2 separate regions of the Homo sapiens genome follow, and region 2 is linked to region 1. Evidence: read pairs that join two places in POLR2A ChIA-PET (ENCODE). Cell type or tissue: MCF 10A. All regions are shown on one strand. Each heading gives the region's core, and the rest is flanking DNA. Links, peaks and the distances in the headings are about the cores only.

The links. Peaks named below come from ENCODE experiments on the same cell type or tissue, not always from the same donor. Only the 100,000 strongest peaks of a DNase experiment are listed, where the experiment ranks them.
Region 2: POLR2A ChIA-PET joins it to region 1 with 5 read pairs; 20 of 35 experiments call an interaction of 5 or more read pairs at or near these places.

The regions. Positions count from the first base shown.
Region 1 is chr9:125,226,593-125,235,984 of GRCh38, reverse strand. It overlaps RABEPK (Rab9 effector protein with kelch motifs), which reads right to left. Exons shown (of 8, transcript NM_005833.4): 6 at 7,926-8,075; 7 at 3,240-3,389; 8 at 1,824-2,297. The coding sequence ends at 2,005. It overlaps HSPA5 (heat shock protein family A (Hsp70) member 5), which reads left to right. Exons shown (of 8, transcript NM_005347.5): 8 at 1-1,132. Among named protein-coding and RNA genes, the nearest start is that of HSPA5, 10 kb to the left of the region's middle. In MCF 10A, for the core only: no CTCF peak of the experiment used is centred there; a DNase peak (open chromatin) is centred at 2,134.
Region 2 is chr9:125,364,825-125,374,216 of GRCh38, reverse strand. It overlaps GAPVD1 (GTPase activating protein and VPS9 domains 1), which reads right to left. Exons shown (of 28, transcript NM_001282680.3): 28 at 7,010-9,392. Among named protein-coding and RNA genes, the nearest start is that of GAPVD1, 110 kb to the right of the region's middle. RefSeq lists an enhancer at 2,639-3,139. In MCF 10A, for the core only: no CTCF peak of the experiment used is centred there; no DNase peak of the experiment used is centred there.

The DNA.
Region 1 (9,392 bases), core at 655-3,154:
AAAAGGGGAGAGAAGTTAATCCACATCTTTACTCAGGCAAGGGGCATTTCACAGTGCCCAAGAGTGGGGTTTTCTTGAACATACTTGGTTTCCTATTTCCCCTTATCTTTCTAAAACTGCCTTTCTGGTGGCTTTTTTTAAAATTATTACTAATGATGCTTTTATAGCTGCTTGGATTCTCTGAGAAATGATGGGGAGTGAGTGATCACTGGTATTAACTTTATACACTTGGATTTCATTTGTAACTTTAGGATGTAAAGGTATATTGTGAACCCTAGCTGTGTCAGAATCTCCATCCCTGAAATTTCTCATTAGTGGTACTGGGGTGGGATCTTGGATGGTGACATTGAAACTACACTAAATCCCCTCACTATGAATGGGTTGTTAAAGGCAATGGTTTGTGTCAAAACTGGTTTAGGATTACTTAGATTGTGTTCCTGAAGAAAAGAGTCCAGGTAAATGGTATGATCAATAAAGGACAGGCTGGTGCTAACATAAAATCCAATATTGTAATCCTAGCACTTTGGGAGGCCAAGGCGGGTGGATCACAAGGTCAAGAGATAGAGACCATCTTTGCCAACATGGTGAAACTCCATCTCTACTGAAAATACAAAAATTAGCTGGGCGTGGTAGTGCAAGCTGAAGGCTGAGGCAGGAGAATCACTCGAACCCGGGAGGCAGAGGTTGCAGTGAGCCGAGATCACACCACTGTACTCCAGCCCGGCACTCCAGCCTGGCGACAAGAGTGAGACTCCACCTCAAAAAAAAAAAAAAGAATCCAATACTGCCCAAGGATAGGTATTTTATAGATGGGCAACTGGCTGAAAGGTTAATTCTCTAGGGCTAGTAGAACTGGATCCCAACACCAAACTCTTAATTAGACCTAGGCCTCAGCTGCACTGCCCGAAAAGCATTTGGGCAGACCCTGAGCAGAATACTGGTCTCAGGCCAAGCCCAATACAGCCATTAAAGATGACCTACAGTGCTGTGTACCCTGGGGCAATAGGGTTAAATGGTAGTTAGCAACTAGGGCTAGTCTTCCCTTACCTCAAAGGCTCTCACTACCGTGGACCACCTAGTCTGTAACTCTTTCTGAGGAGCTGTTACTGAATATTAAAAAGATAGACTTCAACTATGTGTCTGATGTCTATAGTTTGTTGTTTACCAATTATAATTCTGCAACTTCTTTTTTAACCCTAACCATATTGCAACTTTGTGATTAGCATTTAATACACAAATCACACCTACCTAGGTTTGTATTGTTGGCAAAACCTTTTATATATATATATATGTATACATATATATGTGTTTATGTATACATATATAAATACATGTATATATAAATATGTATACATATATATGTATACATATAAATATACTATATATGTATACATATATATGTGTGTATATATGTATATATATATATATTTTTTTTTTTTTTGAGACAGAGTTTCGTTCTTGTCACCCAGGCTGGAGTGCAATGGTGTGATCTCAGCTCACCGCAACCTCCGCCTCCCGGGTTCAAGCGATTCTCCTGTCTCAGCCTCCTGAGTATCTGGGATTACAGGCATGGGCCAGCACACCCGGCTAATTTTGTGTTTTTAGTAGAGACGGAGTTTCTTCATGGTAGTAAGGCTGGTTTTGAACTCCCGACCTCAGGTGATCCACCTCCTCAGCCTCCCAAAGTGTTGGGATTACAGGCGTGAGCCACCAAGCCTGGCCCAAAGCCTTTTATGTTAATGCAGTGGAGGTTTTTGCATTGGGCAAAACTTATCTATCTACCACAGTTTGCAAACCAGTCACTGAAAGTCATTCCCAAGAGCTCTGAGAGGCAATATAGCAAGGTTTAGTGCACATAAGAATTATTTGCATTAGTTTCTTCACCTACCAAAGTAGGAGAAAAACAGATATATAATGCAGAAGATATTTTGGAGGTATAAAACAGCTAATGTTTTACTTAACTATTCTGAAAGTAACTGACAGGTAATAAAAATGTGGGTTTTATTAGTCCACTACAGTCACAATACAATCGTCATAGATTTCCCCTTCTGTATTCATCCCACCAAACACCAAACAGAGCAGTGTAGCAGTCTGGCTTTCCTCATGTGAGTCACCACTGTGGCTCATTACTTTGTCAGCTGAATCCTCTTTCTCAGCTTCATGGTTCAGAGTGAGAGAGTTGGAATCTTCTTTCTCAGAAGCACACGTCACTGGCCATGGAATGATACACATGGAATGGTCCAATCGTCCAGGGGGTAGAAGAGTATCAAATTTAAGCAAGGTCCAATGCTGCTCTTCTATGTTGGGGAGGGAAAAGGCTTCATGTTAAGAAATTTCCAGATAGGCCGGGCACGGTGGCTCACGCCTGTAATCCCAGCACTTTGGGAGGCCGAAGCGGGTGGATCACGAGGTCAGGAGATGGAGACCATCCTGGCTAACACGGTGAAACCCCGTCTCTACCAAAAATACAAAAAAAAAATTAGCTGGGCATGGTGGCGGGCACCTGTAGTCCCAGCTACTCGGGAGGCTGAGGCAGGAGAATGGCGTGAACCCAGGAGGTGGAACTTGCAGTGAGCCAAGATCACGTCACCGCACTACAGCCTGGGCGACAGAGTGAGACTCCATCTCAGACAAAAAAAAAAAAAAAAAAAAAAACAATTTCCAGATAGTGAAAGCCAAAATCTGAATAAAATTTAAAAAGTAATGAAATTTCTAGAAATGCTCAGTGATTTACTGTAGCAGCCGAGTCCTAACAAACAGGAGTAAAAGGAAAAAAACCTTATGGCAGCATTGCTGCTTTCCTGATGTCATCCCCTACAGAGTTTTCATTCTTTTGGATTTAGATATAGAGGAACCAAATTGGAAGCACTGCATCACTTTTTTCTTTCTTTCTTTTTTTTTTTTTTTTGAGACAGAGTCTCGCTCTGTCACCAGGCTGGAGTGCAGTGGTGTGATCTCAGCTCACTGCAACCTCTCTGCCTCCTGGGTTCAAGCAATTCCCCTGCCTCAGCCTCCCGAGTAGCTGGGACTACAGGCGCCCGCCACCACGCCTGGCTAATTTTTTGTATTTTAGTAGAGATGGGGTTTCACCATGTTGGTCAGGATGGTCTCGATCTCCTGACCTCGTGATCTGCCTGCCTCGGCCTCCCAAAGTGCTGGGATTACAGGCGTGAGCCACCGCATCACGTTTCAAAGAATGTTTAGATTTGTTTAAAGATCCCCCATGGACACCTGCTCACCTGTGTGATACTGGTACATTGTGTCCAGTGCTCCTGCAGGAGTCATTCCACCAAAGATGTACACATGTTTTCCCATGGCCACAGCTGAGTGGGCAGCACAGCCTGCTGGAGCAGCCCCAGTGGGATTTAGCTTCTGCCATTTCATGTCACCTGCCAAGAGAAAGAAAGAGCTTTGGCGCAGCATGGGCTAAGATGTGCTTTCAAACTTATCTATCTACTGTAGTTTGCACACCAATCACTGAAAGTCATTCACCAAGAGCTCTGAGAGGTTTAGTGCACATAAGAATTATTTGGGGAACTCTGACATTATGATTGGGTAGTCCAGGGAGGAAGGCAGGGAGGGGCTCAGTGATTCCCAGAATCTCAGGCGATTCTGATGTAGGCAGTCTTTGGATCACACAGAAATGTGATACAACCTTTATAATAACAGTCACCTTCAACCATTCACTATTAACTGCCTCGAATTAGCTCAGTTTCTCTCTCTCTCTCTCTCTGTCTCTGTGTGTGTGTGTGTGTGTGTGTGTGTGTACTTTAAATACAGTTCCTGGGCCGGGCACGGTGGCTCACGCCTGTAATCCCAGCACTTTGGGAGGCCGAGGCGGGCGGATCACCTGAGGTCGGGAGTTCGAGACCAGCCTGACCAACATGGAGAAACCCCGTCTCTACTAAAAATACAAAATTAGCCAGGCATGGTGGTGCATGCCTGTAATCCCAGCTACTCAGGAGGCTGAGGCATGAGAATCGCTTGAACCTGGGAGGCGGAGGTTGCGCTGAGCTGAGATCACACCATTGCACTCCAGCCTGGGCAACAAGAGCGAAGCTCCGTCTCAAAAAAAAAAAAAAAAAAAAAATACAGTTCCTTAGCGATTTTGTAAGTGCTGGCTAAACAACAAATTTTGCTCACTTAATTTTCATAACAGCCCTATGAAATTTCTATTACTTCTGCCTATCCCCTTTCTTATTCTTTTTTTTTCCGCTCTGTTGCCCAGCCTGGAGTGCAGTGGCTTGATCTTGACTCCCAGGTTCAAGCAATTCTCTGCCTCAGCCTCCCGAGTAGCTGGGATTACAGGCACCTGCCACCGGGTCTGGCTAATTTTTTGTATTTTTAGTAGAGACGGTGTTTCACCATCTTGGCCAGGCTGGTCTTGAACTCCTGACCTCGTGATCCACCCACCTCGGCCTCCCAGAGTGCTGGGATTACAGGCGGGAGCCATGGCCTGGTGCCTGGCCTCCCCTTTCTTCTTACAAATGAGCAAACAAGAATAGAGAAGGAAAGAGACTTGTCCGAGACCCTATAGCTTGTAAGTGGCACAGCAAGACTGCACTTAGGTGTGGCTCCAAAGCCTGTGTCTCCAAAATCTCTACACGATAATGTGCTGCCTTAGCGCCTACTTCCCACCTATTTTTGCAGGGAAACTTGCATCTTTTCAAACAAGCATTTTTTTTTCTTTTGAGACAGAGTCTCACTCTGTTACCCAGGCTGGAGTGCAGTGGCGCGATCTCAGCTCACTGCAACCTCCACCTCCCGGATTCAAGCGATGCTCCTGCCTCAGCCTCCAGAGTAGCTGGCACGTGCCGCCACACCCGGCTAATTTTTGCATTTTTAGTAGAGACAGGGTTTCACCATGTTGGCCAGGCTAGTCTCAAACTCCTGACCTCAGGTGATCCGTCCACCTCGGCCTCCCAAAGTGCTGGGATTACAGGGGTGAGCCACTGCTCCCAGCCAAAACAAGCATTTAAATAAGGCAAGCTATCACTGGATTTTAGATTTAGAGAACTACTTGGGTAGGCAGGAAAAATAGTCAACAAGTAGTTCCTAACACCAGAAAAAGGCTCTTTTTAAAAATAAGCATTAAGACCCCATCTGACTGCCCGCAAGGAATGGTTTTGTGTAAATAGTTTCCATCTGTCGGCCGGGCGCAGTGGCTCACACCTGTAATCCCAGCACTTTGGGAGGCCGAGGTGGGCGGATCACAAGGTCAGGAGATTGAGACCATCCTGGCTAACACGGTGAAACCCTGTCTCTACTAAAAATACAAAAAATTAGCCGGGCGTGGTGGTGGACACCTGTAGTCCCAACTACTCAGGAGGCTGAGGCAGGAGAATGGCATGAACCCGGGAGGCAGAGCTTGCAGTGAGCCAAGATTGCACCACTGCACTCCAGCCTGGGCAACAGAGCGAGACTCCATCTCAAAAAAAAAAAAAAATAGTTTCCATCTGTCAATGCAAGGCAGGGGCCCAGCATCTCAGAGTAAGAAGGGAGAATCACCCGGTGTGGCCAAAATTCTAGCCAATGCAAGAATACAAAGCCAGTGTCCCCTGGCCTCAGCTGTCATGGAGCCAGATAATTCAGGGCTTGGGAAGTCAGCCCGATACACTACACAGGACTTCCCATGCCTTCTGCCCATTGTTCCAGTTCTTGTAGTCTGGAGCAATGCAGAACATGTTCATTTCTTCATCCCTCCACTCAATAACAGGTATGAGCCGGGAGCAGTGGTTCACGCCTATAATCCCAGCACTTTGAGAGGCCAAGGCGGGTGGATCCCTTGAGTCCTGGAGTTGGAGACCAGCCTGGGCAACATGGTGAAACCTCATCTCTACAGAAAATAAAAAAATTATCTGGGTGTTGTAGCACGTGCCTGTTGTCCCAGCTACCCGGGAGGCTGAGGCAGGAGAATCACTTGACCTGAGAGGCAGAGGCTGCCATGAGCTAAGATCGCATCAGTGCATTCCAGCCTGGGCAACCAAGTGAGACACTATCTCAAAAAAAAGAAAGTACCTGTCACCCACTATCTGCCAGACACTGTGCTAAGTGCTAGAAATGTACTGGAGAACAAAATAGACAAGTTCCCTACCATAATGGACCTCACAGCTTGAAGGAATTGCCCAGAATGAGTCCAGGGTCTCTCCACAGCATATCAGCCCTTCAGATACTTAAAGGATATTTCTCATGTTCTCTCTAACCTTCCTCTTCCCACTGTTTTCAACCATTTAACATGAAAAGCATGAAACTCTAGTCATCTACATCCACATTATCCAGATCCTTCATGGGTTAATGGCTAACACCAGAAAGAAATCCAGTAGGCCAACACAAAGCATAATGGGTTGTAATGAAAGGAGAGCACTGTTGGAAGGTTAAGAGACAATAAATGGCTGGGTCCATAGTAAGCACTCAGGAGATTATTTAGTGCTATGATTTTTTATTATTAGTATTCTGTCCAGAGGTAACAGAATCTGATGAAGATTCTGCCAGCTGGTCAAGTTACCTACACATAAGAGCAAGGCTATATTTTCTTTTTCTTTTTTCTTTTCTTTGAGACGGAGTCTCACTCTGTCGTCTAGGCTGGAGTGCAGGGGTGCAATCAGCTCACGGCAACCTCCACCTCCCAGGTTCCAGCGATTCTCCTGCCTCAGCCTCCCACGTAGCCAGGACTACAGGTGCCTGTCACCAAGCCTGGCTGATTTTTTTTTTCTTTTTTTCTTTTTTTTTTGGAGACGGAGTCTTGCTGTGTCGCCCAGGATGAAGTGCAGTGGCATGATCTTGGATCACTGCAACCTCTGCCTCCTGGGCTCAAGCAATTCTCCTGCCTCAGCCTCCCGAGTAGCTGGGATTACAGGCATGCACCACCACGCCTGGCTAATTTTTATATTTTTAGTAGAGATGGGGTTTCACCATGTTGGCCAGGCTGGTCTCGAACTCCTGACCTCAGATGATCCACCTGCCTTGGCCTCCCAAAGTGCTGGGATTACAGGCATGAGCCACTGTGCCCAGCTCTTTTTTCTGAGATGGAGTCTCACTCTGTCACCCAGGCTGGAGTGCAATGGTGTGGTCTCGGCTCACTGCAACCTCTGCCTCCCGGGTTCAAGCAATTCTCCTGCCTCAGCCTCCCAAGTAGCTAGGACTAGAGGCGAGTGCCACCACACTTGGCTAATTTTTTTTATTTTTAGTAGAGATGGGGTTTCACTATGTTGGCCAGGCTGGTCTCGACCTCCTTACCTCATGATCCCCCAGCCTCAGCCTCCCAAAGTGCTGGGATTACAGGTGTGAGTCACCAAGCCCGGCTTTTTTTTTTTTTTCTTTTTTTTGGAGATGGAGTCTTGCTCTGTGGCCCAGGCTGGAGTGCAGTGGCGTAATCTTAGCTCACCACAACCTCCACCTCCTGGGTTCAAGCGATTCTCCTGACTCAGGCACCAACGTAGCTGGGATTACAGGCACATGTGCCATGACAATAGGCTAATTTTTGTATTTTTAGTAGACACGGGGTTTCACCATGTTGGCCAGGCTGGTCTCAAACTCCTGATCTCAGGTGATATGCCTGCCTCAGCCTCCCAAGGTGCTAAGATTACAGGCATGAGCCATTGCACCTGGCCAAGCAAGGCCATATTCTTTCAAAGCACACTAAAAAATCACTTGAGCACAGAAGTTTGAGATCAGCCTGGGCAACATGGTGAGACCCCATCTCTACCAAAATAAAATTTTATATTAGCCAAGCATGGTGGCACACACCTGTAGCTCCAGCTACTGCGGAGGATGAGGTAGGAGGATTACTTGAGTCCTGGAGGCTGAGGCTACTGAGATCATGCCACCGCACTCCAGCCTGAGTGACAGACAGAGATCCTGTCTAAAAATAAATAAATAAATAAAAATAACAATTTTAAACAGACAAGCCCCCATGCCCTGCTTACTTATATCAATGCAGTGGAGGTCATCATAGAATCTGTCCCCCGCCAAGCCTCCGTGGATGAAGAGCTTTGTCCCTGCTGCCACCATCACATGACCATGCCGGGGAGATGGAGGATTTCCAAGTGTCTCTGGCTGTGACCAGGTCAGAGTGTCTAGAAAAGTAAATTCAATAACATCAAATGGCAAAACTATTAAAAAAGAACACGAGAAACAGGCCCAAGCCTCTGTAGCACCTCCTAGCAAGCGGAGCTGTCCCATGCAGGAAGCAACCCTGGGGTCATTCACTCCAACTCCCCCAGCCAATCCAGGCATCCCTCCTTTTACATCCTATAGGCTGCTGCGGTGGCTCACAGTTGTAATCCCAGCACTTTGGGAGGCCGAGACAGGTGGATCACCTGAGGTCAGGAGTTCGAGGCCAGCCTGGCCAACATGGTGAAACACTGTCTCTACTAAAAATACAAAAAAAAAAAAATTAGCCAGGTGTGGTGGCAGGTGCCTAGTAATCCCAGCTACTTGGGAGGCTGAGGCAGGAGAATTGCTTGAACCCGAGAGGTGGAGGTTGAAGTGAGCCGAGATTGCGCCATTGCATTCCAGCCTGGGCGACAGAGCAAGACTCTGTCTTAAAAAAAAGAAAAAAAAAAGTCCTACAGAGGCTCTGCGTGCATGCTTCTAGGGCTGGAGAGCCCACTACCAAACATGCCTGCCCCTTCTACTCAGCACCCGGAAGCCATTTCTCGCTATGAAATAAAAACGATCTCCTCTTTAGCTTCAAACTAAAACTGCCACAAAGTCAAAATGAATGAGTCTGTTTCTGTGACAGCCCTTCAGAGTCATCTTCTTGTTATTCATTTATTTAATGTATTATTATTATCATTATTATTATTATTATTTGAGACAAAGTTTCGGTCTTGTCGCCCAGGCTGGAGTGCAATGGCATGATCTCAGCTTACTGCAACCTCTGCCTCCCAGGTTCAAGCGATTCTCCTGCCTCAGCCTCCAGAGTAGCTGGGATTACAGGCATGCAACACCACATGCAGCTAATTTTTGTATTTTTAGTAGAGACAGGGTTTCTCCATGTTGGTCAGGCTGGTCTCGAACTCCTGACTTTAGGTGATCTGCCCACCTTGGCCTCCCAAAGTGCTGGGATTACAGGCGTGAGTCACCACGCCTGGCTTCTATTTATTATTATTATTTTTTGCAGACAGAGTCTCGCTCTGTCGCCCAGGCTGGAGTGCAGTGGCACAATCTCGGCTTACTGTAACCTCCGCCTCCCCGGTTCAAGCAATTCTCCTGCCTCAGCCTCCCGAGTAGCTGGGACTACAGCCACATGCCACCACCCCCAGCTAATTTTTCTATTTTTAATTGAGACGCGGTATCACCATGTTGGCCAGACTGGTCTTGATCTCTTGACCTCGTGATTCGCCCACCTTGGCCTCCCAAAGTGCTGGGATTACAGACGTGAGCCACCG
Region 2 (9,392 bases), core at 4,180-6,679, 130 kb before region 1:
ACACTGCTCTGGAGAGGGAGGGATGGGGGTGAGGCCTCACTGAGGAGGGAGGCAGGAGGGGGCACCTGGGGTTTTCCTCCAGAAGGGCCATCTGAGGCAGGAGGAAGGACTGTGGGGGAGGCAGTCAGATCTGGGCATCAGCAAAGGCTTAGAGGCCGGCAAAGGGCAGCACTTTGGGAAAGGTGATAGTTCTCAGTGGCTGGAGTGGGGCTGGCTGGAGGGGAAGGAGAAGGACCAGAGGCATGTGGCTGAAAAGGCAGGACAGAACCCAGGTAGAAAAGAGAAGATTTTAGGCAGAAGAGGAATCTGCTCAGACTTGATGAATTTTTTTGTTTGTTTGTTTTTGAGGTGGAGTTTTGCTCTTGTTGCCCGGGCTGGAGTGCAATGGCGTGATCTTGGCTCACTGCAACCTACGCCTCCCGGGTTCAAGTGATTCTCCTGCCTCAGCCTCTCGAGTAGCTGGGATTATAGGCATTCACCAACACGCCCAGCTAATTTTGTATTTTTAGTAGATACGGGGTTTCTCCATGTTGGTCAGGCTGGTCTCGAATTCCTGACCTCAGGTGATCCACCCACCTCGGCTTCCCAAATTTCTGGGATTACAGGTGTGAGCTACCGTGCCTGGCCAGACTTGATGAATTCTAAGGGCACCTAGGAGAAGGGGTGAGAGGGAGGCAGGGAGACTAGGAGTCAGTCGTGATTGTGGAGGTGGAAAAACTGGCTGTGGCAGCGGGGGACAGGTTTAAGAGACATTTCCCAGCCAGGCGCGGTGGCTCACACCTGTAATCCCAGCACTTTGGGAAGCCAAGGCGGGTAGATCACTTGAGGTCAGGAGTTCGAGACCAGCCTGGCCAACATGGTGAAACACTGTCTCTACCAAAAGCACAAAAATTAGCCAGGCATGGTGGCGTGTACCTGTAGTCCCAGCTTCTCAGGAGGCTGAGGCAGGAGAATCGCTTGAACCCAAGAGGCAGAGGTTGCAGTGAGCCGAGATTGTGCCACTGCACTCCAGCCTGGGCGACAAAGTGAGACCCTGCCACACACACACGCACAACACAAAAGAGACATTTGCCAAGGGCCCCTCAGGAGGTTTGGGCAATCCAGAGCCTGGGCCAGGGAAGAAGGCTGGGCAGCGGCAGGCATGAGTGACAAAGAGGCGTGTAGGGTGGGGCACATAGGGATGAAAGTATCTGGACCCAGAAAGGCATCATGTGTCAGGAATCACTCCACTGTGGTTACTGTTTATGACCACAGTGGAAAGGGACTTGAGCTCACAACCCAGCCTGTTAGTTGATAAACTGCCTCCTGGGTACAGTGTCCAATATTTGGGTGATGGGTAGGCTAGGAACCCAACCCCATCATTATGCATGTAATACCCATGTAACAAACAAGCACAGGTACCTCCTGAATCTAGAATAAAATAAAAAAATGGGTTCTCTTGGCTGTCCATGGTGGCATCACCCCTGCCATCAAGGGGCTGCACCCCACTGAGTACTTGCCGCCCTTGGCCAAATGCCTCAGTCAGACGCAGATACCAACCAGCAGGGACTGGCAAGAACTGTGACAGCTGCAGGGCTGGGTGCTGCTGCTCTTGCCTTTGCAGGTCGCTGTGCGTCGCAGTCCTGGAAACCTCTAGAACAAGGATCACAGAAGCAGTAGAGAACCTTTGAACTCCTAGCCTGTCATCCTATTACAAAGGAGGATTTGAACAGAAAATGAGTAGGAGAAAAGCTAGTGTTATTTTAGGTGTAAGTTCACCTGCTGGCAAGGCTAAGATTAGAGCAGCTCACAGGAGAATCGTGATTTTGAATCACCCAGATAAAGGTGGATCTCCCTACTTAGCAACCAAAATAAATGAAACAGAAGATTTGCGAGAAGCGACCACCGATCACCGATGGATGCTCAAGAACCCCGCTGAGGAAAAAAGGCAGGGCGCCTTTAAAAAATCCTGCAAATCAATCTACAACATGATCTTCTTAATTTTCATACATGCATAGACCACAATCTTTTCTTCTCCCATTAAGCTATTATAACAATAAAAGATTAATAATGTCCAGGCGCGGTAGCTCACACCGGTAATCTCAGCACTTTTGGAGGCTGAGGCAGGAGGATAGCTTAAGCCCAGGAGTTGAAGACCAGCTTAGGCAATATAGCGAGACCCCACCTATAAAAAATACAAAAAAATTAGCCAGGCGTGGCGGCATGCACCTGTAGTCCCAGCTACTCAGGAGGCTGGGGTGGGAGGATCACTTGAGCCTGGGAGGTCGAGGCTGCAGTGAGCCATGATCTTACCACTGCACTCCAGCCTGGGTGATAGAGCAAGACCCTGTCTAAAAAAAAAAAAAAAAAAGATAAATAGTAACAACCACCAAAAAGGGCTCTGAGTGTCTGCCCTGTGCACAGGTGGTCCTTGTGCTCCTGGCAAGTCCAGCGCAGGCCCTCCCTGGCAACTGCCCTGCTGACCGGTGTCAGAGGAGGCACCTTTCCAGGATTCCCTGGCCTGTCTCCTCACCCACAATATACCAGGTTAAAAAGAAGCTTGGGCCAGGCACAATGGCTCATGCCTGTAATCCTAGCACTTTGGGAGGCCAAGGCGGGCAGATCACCTGAGGTCAGGAGTTCGAGACCAGCCTGGCCAACATGGTGAAACCCCCATCTCTACTAAAAATACAAAAATTAGACGGGCATGGTGGCATGTGCCTGTAATCCCAGCTACTTGGGAGTCTGAGGCAGGAGAATTGCTTGAACCTGGGAAGTGGAGGTTGCAGTGAGCCAAAATCGCGCCATAGCACTCCAGCCTGGGCAACAGAGCGAAACTCCGTCTCAAAAAACAAAAAGCAGCTTGGGGCCTGAACTTGTGTTCAGTGGCAAGACTATCAAGTCCCCTCTTGAGTCAGCTCAGTGGGCAGCCTTCCTGATCAAGGGTTCCGGACACCCCCGTGCTCCTGGCAGCCTCCACTGTGTCCCTGCACTTTAACCACCCCCTCCATTAAAGGCCAGTACAGGAGAAATAGTTCAAGATTTTATGTAGATGGTAAAACTGCAGGGGATCCGTGAGGTAATAAAGCCCAAATCAGGAAACGCCTTCAAAGGAGTTGCCACTTGCCTTAGGTCTGGTTAGAGACAGAGCTCAGATTAGATCCATCTTCCAGTTCCTGAGCCTAGCAACATAACCAAACACCGCTGGGAACCTGTGGCTTTTCAGTAATGGCGGGAGTGGCCCAGGGAGGGAAAGGACTAGTTCAGGCTCATTGGTATGGCCCACTTAGCTGTGGAGGGGCTTGTGGCAGGGGCATCCCTGAGGACGCTGCGACAATCGGATGGCCCTGAGCACTTCCTGTCATCTGTCCCCTTCCATTGCACTCTTCTCCTCACAGCATGCTGCCCCAAAGCAGCAGCAGCAGATGCAGCCTCTGCTGTCACCGCCACAGCCACACGAAAAGGAAAATAGGGTCGCCAGTGATCAAAATGTAAAGGGACCTAGGGGAGGGAACCCAGGCATGGAAGTCCACACATCAAATGTGGGAGGAGAAGTAGAAGAGGAGAAATTCTTTTACTTTCAGCAGAGGCAGCACTGGGGAAACAAAAGTGAAGTCAGAGGTCAAGGGCTGTGGGAACCAATGCAGTTATTTTACATGGGACACCAGTTATGAATGGTCACAAAACAATCAAAATGAAACAACTGGCTGGGCGCGGTGGCTCACGCCTGTAATCCCAGCACTTTGGGAGGCCAAGGCAGGAGATGACTTGAGGTCAGGAGTTTGAGACCAGCTTGGCCAACATGGTGAAACCCCAGTCTCTACTAAAAATACAAAAATTAGCCAGGCATGGTAGCACATGCCTGTAATCCCAGCTACTCGGGAGGCTGAGGTGGGAGAATCACTTGAACCCAGGAGGCAGAGCGTGCAGTGAGCCGAAATCGCACCACTGCACTCCAGCCTGGGTGACAGAGTGAGACTCCATCTCAAACAAAAAACCCAAAAACAAAACAAACAAACAAACAAAAAAACATTTTAAAAGCTTAAACACAGAAAGATTAGACTCTAAGAATTTTTCATACATAAATTTGGGTATGTCATTGAACACCATGATTCTCTGGAAATGTTTAGCAATTTGAGGCTAAGGAAACAGCGTTACATAACAGGCAGTTATGAGTAAAGAAAATGCTTCATTCTAAGCATATAAAAAGAGCTATCCTTAAAGGAATCATTGGATTGGCTGTAGGCTAACAATTCTCATTCTTTTAAAGGGGCTTCCCCATTCATGCTTATTACCCTTGTGAGCTATGAAGCCAAGTGTTTAGGAGTTAACCACTTTCACAGTGGATCATACATTTTCATGAGTTTCAGTGAGATGGGGAGCTTGCTAGAAATGCAGATTCCTGGCATCTTCCCCAGAAATTGATTCAATGGGTATGGGGTGGGATCATGAGTCTGTGGTTTTATGAACCTCCCCAGGTGGGCGATGAGGGTAGGCGGGCCACTGGTTCATTCTTCATCAAGTGCAAGCTCTCCTGGTGCTTCTCAAACTCTCTTGGAGAGGCTGGGCATGGCAGTTCACACCTGTAATCCCAGTACTTTGGGAAGCTGAGACAGGAGGATCGCTTGAGCCTGGGAGTTCAAGACCAGAGAGGGCAACATAGCAAGCAAGACCCCATCTCTGAAAAACTTTTTTGAAATTAGCCAGGTGTTGTGGCATGCACCTGTGGTCCCAGCTACTCAGGAGGCTGAGGCAGGAAGATCACTTGAGCCCAGGAGTTTGAGACCACAGTGAGCTAGGATCATGCCACTGCACTCCAGCCTGGGTGACAGGGTGACACCCTGTCTCAAAAACAAAAACTCTCTGGAAAATAAAAGTCACTGGGAGGACTTGTTCAAAGATTCCTGGTTCCCTCCCCTATGGACTCTTATATACCAACAAGAATACCAGGTGATTCTCAACAGGGAAGTTTGGGAAACAGTTTATATAGTATAACTCCCTAGAGCACCAAATCCTGGGCCCCATCCCCAAAGATGATCTAGTTGGTCAGGGTGGGTCACAGCATATATTTCGACCAGCAATACGCTGAATTCCTAAACAGCTAACAGAAATAAGATTACCATGGTTTTCACATTCATTGTTTACAACAGGTCCAAGGACTTGGAACTGAGAGCTGTTTCCGCTTTAGCATAAAATGTGGACGGTGTTCTGGATCTCCACAATAGCCTATATGGTTCTTTGGTCATATATATTTTTTCTTTTTTTAGAGACAAGATCTCGCCCTGTAACCCAGACTGGAATGCAGTGGCCCAATCTGCAGCCTGGAACTCCTGGGCTCAAGCCATCCTCCCACCTCAGCCTCCCAAGTAGCTGGGACTACAGGGATGTGCCACCATGCCTGGCTTATTTAAATTTTTTTTTTTTTTTTTTTTGTACAGACCAGGTCTCATTGTTTCCCAGGCTGGCCTCAAATTCCTGAGCTCAAGTGATCCTCCCGCCTTCGTTTCCCAAAGTGCTGGGATTACAGGCATGAGCTAAAACACTTTCTCTGGGCATGGGTCTTTTTTTTTTTTTTTTTTTTTTTTAAATCTATGGGCTATATTTTACTACCCTAAGTGGATGGAAAGGATTCTTCTGGAATGAAATAAGTGAAGCAAAAGCTCTTCGCTGAATACTTCAATCCTTAGGTGGAGGACACATTTATGGCCAAGAGGAGCTTCAGCCCTGGTTTCTCTCTACAGGATCACCACCCATTTTGCAGCAGTATGGCAGGCAGGCTCGTGAAGCTAGTGTCAGTAGCTCAGCATCCTGTGAGGAAAAGCTACGGAGCCCTGTACTTGCGGAAAGGGTTGAGTGGGTACAAGCGTAACAGCAGTCCAAGCGACACAGGTAAATTCCAAGTTGGCAAGAAAAGCTGAATGCTATTTTTGGTTCTAGGCGTCATACCACTCGTTTTAATATTGAAGAGTGGGCCGGGTGCGGTGGCTTACACCTGTAATCTCAGCACTTTGGGAGGCCGAGGCAGGTGGATCACCTGAGGTCAGGGGTTCGAGACCAGCCTGACCAATATGGCGAAACCCCGTCTCTACTAAAAATACAAAATCAGCTGGGCGTGGTGGCGCATGCCTGTATTCCAGCTACTCAGGAGGCTGAGGCAGAACTGCTTGAACCTGGGAAGCGAAGGTTGCAGTGAGCCAAAATCGAGCCATTGCACTCCAGCCTGGGTAACAAGAGCAAAACTCTGCCTCAAAAAAAAAAAAAAAAATACTGAACAGAGCAAATGGAAATGGGCCGTAAGCAAGTTTTTAACTATTTCCTTCTAAATGAAGTGCAATCAATATAAGAAAAGCGCCTTCTCACCAGCAAGGGAAGCCTGAAGAATGAGTTAGTACTCCTTGTCAAAAGTAACTTCCCTTGGCTGGAAAGATTAATAAAGGCCTAAATGAATATTGTGATTAGATGGCAACACTTTTGCTTTCAAAATGAAAAATGATAAATAGCTACCAAATATAGGCATTAGGCAGAAACTGTTAAATCCATAGATGAAGGTCTGGGTGCAGTGGCTCACGCCTGTAATCCCAGCACTTTGGGAGGTTGAGGCGGGCAGATCGCTTGAGCTCAGGAGACTGGGCAACATGGCAAAACCCTGCCTCTACAAACAATACAAATATTAGTCAGGTGTGGTAGCGTATGCCTGTTGTCCCAGCTACTGGGAAGGCTGAGGCTGGAGGATCTTTGAGAACAGGAGGCAGAGTTTGCAGTGACCCTAGATCCTGCCTCTGCACTCCAGCCTGGGCGACAGAGCCAGGCCCTGTCTCAAAAAAAAAAAAAAAAAAACCCTTAGATGTTCACCATTGTGTTAGTTACTGCCAGGTCATTCTAGTTCCTTCTTGTGCCATACTTAGCAAACACCCTTATTGTTCAGATAAAAAAGATGTGTGTGAATTCACGGAGAACATCAGAACATTCGGAAGTCAAATACGTTTTCAGAAATGCTTCTGAATATAAAATAGATGACAGAAACATAAAACCCTGTGAATCAAACTGCTCTCCCCTTTTAATCAGTTTTATAGAATATTTTACAGTACTAATCACATTAGGAGACAGGAGGGGTTTCCTGTACATATACAAGATTGTGCAAGCTCATTAATTGAGACTTATAGAAAGGTTTTATCTGTTTCAAAAGAGGCAGTACAGCTTTTTAATCCAGGTGAAGCACAAGAAGAATCCAGTAGACAGGAGAGTATTAATTTGACAGAGGTGAATTCCCCTAGTGCATGGCCGCTACCCACACTGTCTGCCATTATCCAAGTGGAGACGTCATCTCTCTTGAATTGAACCCTTGCTGAGCTCAGGCCTGTGGGATGCGGCAGCTCCAGGGTCACTCCATAGCTCAACCACAACTTAACACGGAAGCAAACTATATTTTCATTTATCCAAGTGTTCTCAAGAGTAATAAAGCTATTCCTTGTCCTACTACTTTCTAACCTACATTCTAAAATATATTAAGTAATTTTTAACCTGGCAAAGTTCTCAAGCATTTTGGCATTTAAAGTAATCGCAAATACCTCATCACTGTTAATCCACTTACTAAAAATCCTTTGGGCTTCAAGATAGTTTCAGATTTACTTCCCTTAAAATTAAAGCAATTGCGTACAAAATAAACTCACTAGACTTAAATATTTAAAAAGAGAGACAACAGCCTTTTCTTTAAAGAAACAAAGCAGGAAGAGATGGGAGAGAAAAATCTAGGAAGCACCAATTGAGGAAGTGAACCCCACTACACTTCTATCACTTTTATGCAATCCAGTAATAATTCTGAGTGTATTCCTACTTTCCCTCTTCACACCCAATCACATAGGAGAAAAACAATTTTAAAACACCTAGTTGACCTTACTCGGTCCAAAGTGGAAATTTCCATGGCAAACAATAGGAAAAAGAGTGCCCGGGTTCAGCACACCAGTCAGCTACAGATTCTTACGGCAAGAACACAGCCCCCGTATTGGGGCTGAGATTGTTCTCTTGCTCACGCACCTCAGGGACACATTTGTAAAGCCCACTTTAAACAAAGGCTTCCAGGACATAGGAATAGAAAAACCATGCAGCACATTTGCAATCCCTTAGAAAACCTGAGCCTCCTACTACAGCGATTTAACTATCTGTATCAGAAGGCCTTCATAAGCAGGTTTTTATAAAGAAAAAGCAGAAGAAAGCAATTACTGTGGCTGAGATTTTACCTAAAATGGAGAAAGAAAGCAAAATGTTTGACACGTTTAAATATATATACATATAATTTTGTGGTTGGGCACGGTGGCTCACGCCTATAATCCCAGCACTTTGGGAAGCCGAGGTAGGCGGATCACTTGAGGCCAGGAGTTCGAGACCAGCCTGGCCAACATGGCGAAACCCTGTCTCTACAAAAAATACAAAAATTAGCTGGGTGTGGTGGCATACACTTGTAATCTGAGCAACCAGGGAGGCTGAGCCATGAGAATCACTAGAGACTGGGAGATGGTGGTTACAGTGAGCCGAGATCACAGCACTGCACTCCAGACTGGGTGACAGAGCAAGACTATGTCTCAAAAAAAATTAAAATATAATTTTGTAAGTAAAGACAATCTTCAACTTGTATTTCTATTACTTCTAAAAGCAGAATATTAATACAAAATGCAAACCTGATTTTTCTTTTCCTCAGAGAAGTTAATCCTACAAGATTTCAGGGGACCTGAGCCAACTCTCTCTCCATTTAACATCCACTTTATAAATTCTATGTAGTAACTAGTGGCTGCTGAATGTTTCCTGGGCTGATTTTGTACTTTTACACTAATCTTTCATGTAAAGAAAGTACTGGAAGGCAGTGGAGGAAGAAACATTTGGGGAACAACTATTCCTCTTTTCTATTAAAAAAAAAAAAAAAAATCAAATCACTCCCCATCTCACATACCTGTCAAGAAATCAAACAGTGATGGTTAATGCCAAAGTAGTCCTTGCTCCTGACAGATTTTCAGAGGAAACCTTAGCTGCCCCTGCAACAGCTGTGCTGTGCTCCTCCGCCAGCTATGGAGTCATGAGCACCCGAACCCATTTCACAGGTGTCACAGATGTCAAATCTCTGGGGGGTCTACCCTCAGCCCCGGCTCCAACACAGCACAGCCCTATCTCCTGCCTCCAGTGTAGCCCTTCACCCCAATCCCACCACCTTCTCTTCCACAGAAAAGAGCCCCGATGCAATGTCCACATCTTCATATTTATTTCCACAGTGTTAACATGGAATAGACTTAGCAACCATTGCAGAGAAAAAAAAAATCTCTCATTGGTTTATGAGTTAAATCCTGTAACAATGAATTTCAACCATTCGAAGTCTTCTGCTGCTTAACATTTACTGAATCAAAGGCTGAAGTAAATGGACTCTC